2 separate regions of the Homo sapiens genome follow, and region 2 is linked to region 1. Evidence: chromatin loops called from intact Hi-C (ENCODE). Cell type or tissue: GM12878. All regions are shown on one strand. Each heading gives the region's core, and the rest is flanking DNA. Links, peaks and the distances in the headings are about the cores only.

The links. Peaks named below come from ENCODE experiments on the same cell type or tissue, not always from the same donor. Only the 100,000 strongest peaks of a DNase experiment are listed, where the experiment ranks them.
Region 2: it touches region 1 in a loop (2.1-fold over the local background); 3 of 110 quality-filtered maps call a loop at or near these places.

Annotation. Positions count from the first base shown.
Region 1 is chr4:105,518,028-105,523,424 of GRCh38, forward strand. No RefSeq gene overlaps it. Among named protein-coding and RNA genes, the nearest start is that of ARHGEF38, 32 kb to the right of the region's middle. In GM12878, for the core only: a CTCF peak has its summit at 2,993 (motif pointing right); a DNase peak (open chromatin) is centred at 3,014.
Region 2 is chr4:105,590,894-105,596,290 of GRCh38, forward strand. All of the region lies in intron 2 of ARHGEF38 (Rho guanine nucleotide exchange factor 38), which reads left to right. Among named protein-coding and RNA genes, the nearest start is that of ARHGEF38-IT1, 32 kb to the left of the region's middle. In GM12878, for the core only: no CTCF peak of the experiment used is centred there; DNase peaks (open chromatin) are centred at 3,398 and 3,798; H3K4me3 peaks cover 602 bases; H3K27ac peaks cover 1,621 bases.

The DNA.
Region 1 (5,397 bases), core at 111-5,110:
AATGTAATATCTACCATTAAATACAGGGAGACCAGCTTAATTTCTAAGCACAGAATCCTATTTCAACTCTGACTTAACTATCACTTTATTTCAATGTATTAATACCTATCTTCTGTTTCTTTATTATTGGGTTGGCTTCTCATTGGAATTCAAGTTCCTTAAAGGCATATTCACTATTACTTATCTTTAGATCCTTAGCCTTACTTAGTAAATAAATGATAAAATAGGACAAAGAGAAGGGAAGTTTTTTTTTCATAGCCAGGTAGTTTTGGCTGTCTGCTATAACTATCATTAGATAGAACATTTTACTTTATAAAAGCAAAATGGATCACTGTTAATAATCAGAGAAAACCTCAGAAGCTGATTGGCGATGATCTTTTATACATTTTGAGAATCATCAGTAAGCATTTTTGTACCTACAAAGCAAAATGTGCTGTACCAAGTGCTGATGTTATAAGCTCCCTAGAATGTCATGGTCTCCTGCCATTCACCATCTCAAAATAATCATCATACTTCAATATTCCATTTCTATTGCTTTTACCCCTTCATTTAGAAGTTGTAAAAATTATATTTATAATATAATAGAAAACATTATAATATAAAAATTATACATTCAAATATGTAAAATTAGATATCCTTCTGGTAACAAAAGTGTTACATGCCCATTGTAAAATATTTAAACAACGTAGAATGTTTACATAAAAAGTGTTACTTTTTCATAATCCCACCCCCAAGAGATAATTACAGATTTTCCTATGATGTACATTCTTCTGAGTTTTTAAAATACACATTCAAATACCTAGATGATGTATTTTAAAAAAATGTGATCAGGTAGTATATAGTTTGGCAACTTTTATCATTTCGGTAGTTATCTTTCTTTGTCAGCAGGTATAGATATAACTTATTATTTTAATAATTGTGTAATTTCCATAGATAGGTATGTTTTTTAATTGGCTCACAATTGATGAACAATTGAGTGGTTTCTAATTTTTGCTATGAAAACAGAGTTGCAATGACTACTTACGTAGATAAATCTTTCTGCATTTGTGCAACTTTTTCTCAGGAAAAATTCTTAGAAATAGAATTTTTGACTTGAAAATCATCAATATTTTAATTTTGAATGTAATTTTATTTTAAATAGATATTTCCAAACTGCTTTCCATAAAGTTATGCTAACTTGCATTGTAGAATGTAATGTTTACACTAGAATGGAATGTTTTCATCACTAGGCTCATCGTTTTAATATTTTCTAAGAAAAATATCTCACTGCTTGAATTTATATTTTTTCATTAGTAGTCAGATGTAGCATCTTTTCACATATTTGTTAGTTATTTGCATTTTTCTGTGGATTATGTTTTATGACTCTTGCCATTTTTATTTCCTGTAGTTATTTTATATTGTAATATTTCTTATAATTTACAGCAATTAACCCATAAATCACGTGTATTATGAATATTAATTCCTAGTTCATTGTTTCTATATCCACCTTCTTTAGAGTATAGTTTTATGTACTCTATTTTAATTTCGGAGATAGCTGAATTTATCTTTTTTTATAGTTTCTGGTTTTTATATCAAGGCTATGTAGAATTTTATCAATTTACGAATTATTTATCCATATTTACCCCTACTTTTTACTCTTTTATTGTTCCTTAGTTATGATTTTATATTCAAGATAAAAATAATCATTCTTACACACTTATTTCCTGTTACATCATTATACATTTCTTTTTCTTTTTTTCTTTTAAGACGGAGTTTGGCTCTTGTTGCCCAGACTGGAGTGCAGCGATCTCGCTCACCGCAACCTCCGTCTCCCGGGTTCAAGCGATTCCCCTGCCTCAGCCTCCCGAGTAGCTGGGATTACAGGCATGCGCCACCACACCCGGCTAATGATGTTTTTTGTTTGTTTGTTTGTTTGTTTGAGACGGAGTCTCGCTCTGTGGCCCAGGCTGGAGTGCAGTGGCGTGATCTCGGCTCACTGCAAGCTCCTCCTCCCGGGTTCAAGCGATTCTGCTGCCTCAGCCTCCCAAGTAGCTGAGATTACAGGCACGTGCCACCATGCCCAGCTAATTTTTGTATTTTTAGTGGAGATGGGGTTTCTCCATATTGGTCAGGCTGGTCTCAAACTCCTGACCTCAGGAGCCGCCCGCCTTGGCTTCCCAAAGTGCTGGGATTACAGGCGTGAGCCACCACGCCCAGCACAACATTATACATACTAAGTAACATAGTTACGTATTCTATAATTTGTGATTATAACTTTCAGAATAGAGAAAAACAGTTGTCCCTCAAGATCCACAGAGGATTCCTTCCAGAAACAGCGTAGATGCCAAAATCTAATTATGCTCAAGTCCCTGGTATAAAATGACATAGTATTTGCAAGTAATCTGAACATATCCATCTGTATACATTAAATCATCTCTAGATTACTTATAATACCTAGTACAATGTAAATATTCTGTAAATAGTTGTTATTCTAAATTGGTTTTGAAAATATTTTTAAATTTTTTGTTGTATTTTTTTCCAATAGTTTTTATTCATGGTTAGTTGAATTCGTGGACATGGAACACGCAGATACAAAGGGCTGACTGTATTAAAAAACGACATCTGAGAACTCAAGACAATACTTTCAGAAGAAAAATGCTGCAAATTTCGAAAACAGGTGAACTAAATATTAATAAATATTTGGTAATATTTATAAAGACAAAAGCATTTTGTTCCTTACAAACATTGGGCTTTTTGATATTCCGCTGAGTGTTTTATGAGCTGATCATAGGTGGAGATGCAGGTCAATTGAGCAGATCTTAATTAAGAGTCTTCACTTTGCCCAGTGTTGGGAATACAGCAGTATCAAGGCTTTGGGAAAAAAATCTGCTGGAGGCTGCTAAAGAAAGAATTGTACTTATTTCTTCCAAAACAGCCTCTCTTGTCTCTCTCCCTGGTCATGCACAGGAAAAACATGTAACTGTGATAATTTGGTAATCACCCGACACCACAAGAGGGAGCCAACAGTAGATCCTTACTGAGCTGACCCCCATGGATTGGAGAATTTAGAAGGGGAAAGAAATTTGCTAGTGGATGATGATTTTTAGCTGTTGAATCAAACCTATCCTGATCTATCTTTAAACTTGCCAGTTATTCAAACCAATAAATTCCTATAATTGTTTAAGCTAGTTTCTGTTACATCCAGAGGCATTCTACTCAATACAGTGGTTCTCTTATATAACTGCATTAATGCTGTATACTTCTTCATGTTGACTTTTTCTTTTTATGCTATTGTGATTATCATTTAACTTGTCTGTGTTCTCTTCAGAGTTTCAGCCAGAATTGTATCTATCTCGTAGACAATCCATACACCCAATACAATGTCCAATGGAATCTAGATACCTTAGCTATTTGCCAAAAGTCTGAGAAGAAACTATGCCATCAAGGAGCATTATGCTATTTGATTTCTTTTTTGTAATGTTACTATATGATAGAATTGTTACTGTTTTTTTGTTTTTGTTTTTGCAGATTTAGGAGGTACATGTGCAGGTTTGTTACATGGGTATATTGCACAATGCTTTGAGGTCTGGGCTTGTAATGATCCCATCACACAAGTATGGAACATAGTATCCAAGGTTTTTCAACACTTACCTGGCTCCCTCCTTACTTTTGGAGTACCCAGTATCTATTGTTTCCATATTCGTGTCCATGTATACCCAGTGTTTAGCTTTCACTTATAAGTGAGAACATGCAGTATTTAATTTTCTATTTCTGAATAAATTTACTTAGAATAATGGCCTCCAGCTGCATTCATGTTGCTGCAAAGGACATGATTTTGTTCTTTTTTTTATGGCTGTGTATTTGATTTCTTAACTTCCGTTTATTATGCACTATTTTCCTTAATTCATTTGTTTTCTTTTAAAACTATAAATACAGAAAAGCACATAGAGGCATGCATGAAACACCAACAATGAATAAATGTTTACACTGCATATCAAGTTGGACACCCCAATCCTAGTTCCCTCTCTTTGAATCCAAAACCAAATATTATCGTTATCTGCCATATAGGCTGGCTAGATTTTTAAAATAATATTGTTTTGTCTGGTTTCCAAAATATGTGCAAATGGAATTATACTCTACTTAATACTTGGAAACTTATTTTATACAGTCAACCTATGTGTTCCTGACATTTATCAATGTAAATTCACATGGCTTTTGCTTATTCATTTTAAATGCTGTGTTGTTTTGCATCATAGGAAGATACCATGTCTAACGTTTTCAGTTACCTGTTAGTGGAGATTTGCATTGGTTCTAGTTTTCACTATTACAAACAATGCATCAAATGGACATCTTTATGTATCTGATGAGAGCTTTTCTACAATAATAGGACTAAGCAAGAAATTGATGGTCATAGGATATGCACATTATCAAATATACTGGATATTGCCAAACTCTCTTGTTTCAAAAAACGGCTGCAAATTTTGAAATTTTTGTGTATTACAAAATTGCTTTCCAAAGTGGTTGCACCAATTTATACTTCCACCACAATCTAAAAAAGTAATCACTGGTCCACATCACTGCTTAATACTTGGTATTATTAATTTTTACATCTCACTAATCTGATAGGTATGAAATGATTCTTCATTTTCATTTTTTTTTTGCCCAGATTACTAGTGACATTATTATCCTGTTAGGTACTTACTCATCATTACGCTTTCTATTTTTGTGATTTGCCTGCTCATATCCATTGCCTATTTGGGGTAGAGGGGGTGTGGTTGACTTCTAAATCATTTTTCTAATTTGTCTGTAATAATTCATCATATATTTGATATAAATCTCTTTTTTATGTTGTGAATTACTTTTCCCTGTCTGACAATTATCTTACAGTTATGTTTATGATGACTTAAACTTTTACTATTAGAAGTTCACTACAAAATAGTCTTTTCTTTTTGGGGGGTTTAGTTAAAACATCCTTCCCTACCCCAATATAGTAAAAGTATTCTCATTTTTTAATCTAAAAATTTTAAGTTTCATTTTTCACATTTAAATCTTTAATCCATATGAAATTTATTTTGCTTAAGGTGTAAATCAGGGAAATCTTTTTCATATAATAAATCAATCACATCAACACTTTTCTCCGTTAATTTGTTTTTTTGTTTGTTTATTTGTTTTTGAGAAAGGGTCTTGCTCTGTCGCCCAGGCTATAGTACAGCAGCCACCGCGCCCACCCTTTCCTCTGTTAATTTGTAAAGCTTTCTCTACGATACACCACATTTCTTGTACACTTCCCTCTGTTTCTGGGCTTCCTATTCTATTCCACTTATCTATTTGTCTATGAACCAATATCACATTGTCCTGTAAATATTATGGTATCCTGTTGATATATGGTAAGACAAGTCTTTAAAATGGTCTTAACTA
Region 2 (5,397 bases), core at 293-5,292, 73 kb after region 1:
CATATCCATGTTTTTTGCTGTTTTAAAAAATGATGGTTTAATATTTTTCTTATTATTTTATAAGAACTTTCTGTGTATTAGAGTTATTCTTTTTCCATCCCACATGTTGCAAATAATTTTTCTGGTAAGTCTTTTGGTTTCTAACCTTGTTTAAGATGTATGTTTATTTTGTTTTTGCCATGTTTAGTCAAATATATCCAACTTTATTGATTCTGAGACATATTTTAATATTACCCATGATTATAAAAGCATTGCTAGCCTGTCATGCCCCCAACTATTTACAACATTCAGGAGCAGATTTTATATTTCTTAACACAGTACTCTTCTCAGATTTTTTTGTTTTGTTTTGTTTTGTGACAGAGTCTCGCTCTGTCACCCAGGCTGGAGTGCAGTGGCGCTGTCTCTGCTCACTGCAAGCTCCGCCTCCCGGGTTCATGCCATTCTCCTGCCTCAGCCTCCCGAGTAGCTGGGACTACAGGTGACTGCCACCACACCCGGCTAATTTTTCTGTATATTTAGTAGAGACGGGGTTTCACAGTGTTAGCCAGGGTGGTCTCCATCTCCTGACCTTGTGATCCACCCGACTTGGCCTCCCAAAGTGCTGGGATTACAGGCGTGAGCCACCATGCCCGGCCTCAGAAATATTTTTTAAAAAACCATCTGGCCTACATATTAGGGAAAACCAGTATAGGTCAAGGCACTTCTGACACAAAAATTGTTTTTTGGTCTAAGACAATGTATAAAGAGGAGTAGCAAAGAAGGCATGGAAGCCTTTTCTTACACAGGAAGTCATCTTCAGTTTGCCTCATGACTTTTATTTAATGCTTACTATATGTCAGATCTTGCTCCAGGCACTTCATTAGCATTCTCATTTAATCCCCCACAGTTCCCACGCCAGAATTACCAGACACTTTCTGAAAACCTGGAAATTTCTTATTCATGATGTAAGAGTAGAAGTAATATTGATGGTCGTGATAAAAATTTGCTCTTTAGTGTCATTGCTACGTATATAAATGTTTTCTGCTGTGTTTTCTTTATTTTATTAACATATAAACCAGATGTATTTGATATAACTGCTATTCTGGCAGATATCAATGGTTACTAACATGTTCATTTACATACTTATTCAAATGTTGATTTTAAATGCACATAGCATCAGACTCTGTCACTACCTTTCCTTATGGTACAGTCCTCCCTGTCAACTCTTATTCTTTGAAAAATTTGGAACCTAGCCCACTGTGTCTATGTATTCTCACTCTCTCGCTCTCCTCCTTAATTCTGACATCTTTTTTAGGTAATTTCAATATTCATGCAAATAACCCATGCAACATTCGGGCCTCTCAGTTCTTTCACTTTTTCATATCCAACAATCTTTCCTCAATCCCATTCAGCCACTCACGCCAGGGTCATAACCTAGAACTTGCCATTACCAACAACTTCATCCCCTCAAAATCAGAATTTCAAGCTTACTATTCTCTGATGCCCAAGCCTACTCCCACTGGTACGATTTCTGACAACCTTCTGATGGCACCGAGACCTCCAAACTATGGACATTACTACCATTTCTCTCTTCATCGGGCCCAAAGATGCTTTAATTTCTATGGGTCCTTCATTATAATCGCTCCTTGCACACGACCTCAATTCCTTTTTCTCTCTTTCTTTCCATTTACTTCCCTGCAACAACTTACTCGAGTGAAGTTCAATTTTTCGTCTACTTCACACCTTTACCTGTGCAGCAGAATTAATCTCTTATAAAATTCATGACCACTTTCTACTGGGGCCCCCAGTAATGTTTCTGAGGAGATTCTCTCACATTCTTTTCCTCACATGTCAAACACCCCTTTTTCTTCTCTCAGCTTATGCCCTTTTCCATCATTTCATAAAGAAACTAGAAACAATAAGATGTGCACACTCCCAACACCAAATCTACCAACTTACTGCATCTCTACCTATATAAGTTGGCTTCCTCCTATTACCGGAAGCAATGGTTCCCGCTTCTAATGAAGGATGACCTCTCTCTGCTAGTGCAGTGGATTCTATCCCCTCAGACTGAAAGGTTTTACTCCAGTCTGTGTCCTTTCTCTCTCCTGAATAATTAGTTTACCCTCCTTATGGAATCATTCATAGCACTATTATCTACTATCTTAAAAACCAAAATCAAACACAAACAAACCAAAAAAATTGTTTTCCTCGATCCTAAAGGAATCATCTATATTCATTGTCTATTTTAAAATTAAATATAAAATATTTACTAGGTATAAGAACATTTGTGACTAAAACATGTTTCAAAATAAGCACAATTTATCAAAAATCTGTCCCTGCGATTGGCTAATGATCAATATAAAAAACAGTAAAAAACACGCCCAGTTGCAGTGGCTCACACCTGTAATCCCAGCACTTTGGAAAGATCAGCACAACCAGGAGGATTGCTTGAGGCCAGGAGTTCGAGACCAGCCTGGGCAGCATAGGGAGACCTCATCCCTATTTAAAAAAAAACAGCCAAGTGTAGTGGCTTGCTTCTGTAGTCCAGGCTACTCAGGAGGCTGAGGTGGGAGGATCACTTGAGCCCAGGAGGTTGAGGCTGCAGTGAGCCATGATCACGCCACTGTACTGCAGCCTGAGAGACAGAGCAAGACCCTGTCTCCAGAAGAAACAAATAAACAGACAGACAAAAACATCAAATATACAAGAAAAGTCTTTCTTTGAATTCTTAGTCCACATTTGTATCAAATGGACTAAGTTTACCTTATATGAAAATGTTGCCAATTTAAATAATCTGCTACATTGGTGAGTCAAACTAGCCCCGCTAAAATGAATGTCATTGATAGCTGTATTCTTATATATTTTCTCCAATTCTTTTTTGTGCTTTTACTTTTTGTTATTTTTCTTTACTTGTTTTTGGCTTCCTATGAAACTCTTATAAGCAGTTCTCAGAATTGGTGTCTTAGACCATGCCAGGTAAAACTTTTCCATTATGGTAACATTTATGGTCGTTTATTTGGCACATTTGGCTTTTGCTCTCAATACTGTGAATTACAATTCTCAAAATTCTAACTCACATTTTCTAGGTTGTTTTATTTGAATTGTTTATAGGTTGTTGATTTTTCACACTTTGACCTTGTTATTTAGCTATCTTTCAATGCTGTCTGCTCTCTGCCTTCCTCATTGTGGACTTTAATTTCATTCTATTAGTTCTCTCCACTAAGGTAATAGCAATTCTCTTAAGGTTCTCAGAATTCTCATGTCAGATCTGCCTTTTTCCCACTTCTCAAAACTTTTAACCTTTGATTAAGTAAATAAATGTTCGGGTACTCATATGACTCTTATCAGCGTTTATATGAGTGCTGAGGTAGTTAGTTGACACCACCAGTTCATTCAGTTCACTACCTTTTCAATGTTCGTTAGTTCTTTCCTGTTCTCACTTCCCTTCTGGACATTTAACTACCAGTGTCTTTGAGCACAAACCACCTGTCATCACTGTCAAAATGTGTAGATTAACACATACAGTTTTCAGATAACTATAGCAATAATCTGTAAACCAAGCTTAGCTAAACCTGGGGCAACATAAATATTTTACAACTACAGGTTAAGCTAGGAGAGAATTTGGGTATCATCGGATTCATCATCTTTTCTCTATACAAAATCAAACTCAGACCACTCCCAGTAAAAACAAAACAAAACAAGTCATTTTATTTAAGTGAAAATTGGATGAAGGAAGTTGAAAACTGAGGAAAGTACCAGAAGTTCCTGGCTTAACTGAGTCACCTTGTATGAGTGAATCAGTGTACAAATGAGTGATTAGATCTAGCCCTTGACTGACAACTGTTCTGTGACAATCGTGCTGTAAACTTTAATCTTAACTTCAAGGCTTTTCTATGTCAGACCTTTACCGAACTGATAATACATCAAACTCAGCAGTTACACATCTTCTTTAATAGCAGCACTGTGAGAGGTTTTGCAAAGAAGGCAAACGTTATCCACATCAGTTAGTGTTGAAACATTTAGTGGGAAAACAGGTTCTAGTTATTTATTATCCAAACAGGGCAGTGAGAGATACTCTATGTTTTTGGCTATAAGTCAAAGTAAATCAAACTAGAGTAGACTAATCTAACAATGGAAAGGGCAAAAAGTGATTGAAAGGAATAGCTGGAGGAATTTGAGTACTGTACTTATTTTTATTTTTCTTTGTTTTTTAATTATTTTCAGTTGCTAAAATTCACATAGTGCAAATCTACCAAAGATCTCAAGGGGGCTATAGAATTCCTCAGCTACTCGGTTTCCTCCCCTAGAGGCAAACTCCATTACCAGCATCTTTTTACCCATCCAATGATATTTCAAGTGTATGTGTTTGAATGCACACTTGGTAGATTTTATTTCTATAACAAGAAAGTTATGTGTATTTATTTTGAATTTACTCATATTTGGTTTAATCATGTGCCTTATGCTCAAAAATTTGTGTTTTCTAAAAAATGGTTTAAAATATATATAATTTTGTATTGACAGGAATTCAGTTGGAATTTTCTGTTAAAATTTTGATATACTATATGGCAACATTATATAAATAATTTTCACTAGAAAAAATATATAGAGGAAAATAATCACCTGTAGTCTTGCCACTTAGAAATAAGCACAATAATTATTTTGGCTTATTGTTTATACAAACATACTGAAATATTTTCTGGAATAGGAATTATACCATACACAGTTGTCCCTCAGTATCTACGGGGCACTGGCTCCAGGATCCACCAAGAATACCAAAATACATGGAAGCTTAAGTGTCTGACGTAAAATGCAATGGTTACATTTACACATAACCTACACACATCCTACTGTATACTTTAAATCATCTCTAGATTATTTATGGTACCTAATACAATGTAAATGCCATCTAAATTGTTGTTATACTATATTGTTTAGGGAATAATGATAAGAAAGAGAGTCTGTTCAATACAGATGCATTTTAAAAAATATTCTTGATCCACAGAGGACTGATTCCATAGACATGGAACTCAAGGATTCAGAGGGTTGACTGTATGCCATTATGGAATATTTTCCCCTGATGACAACTATATATTTACACATTTTATTTTCAGCCACAAATAACAAATATGAAATTGAAAATTTAAAAAAACTTATTAAAATAAGGGACCATAAATTTGATGTTCATGCTCTCTCTCAATTCAGAGTCCTTGAATGTAAAATGGTGCCTATTACCAGTGTTATCAGTCATACCTAGGTTAGCAGTGGGCTGTTTCAATGTCAGGATGGTGGGGAGTATATTGAGCAATGGTTCTGTGTGACATCCTACAAAATCTCTCCCTCAGGGTCCAAAGTGGGTGAGGAAAGCCCTGGGATAGGGAAACACAAAAGAGAGGGAGTTAGGGAGGGAAAATTCTT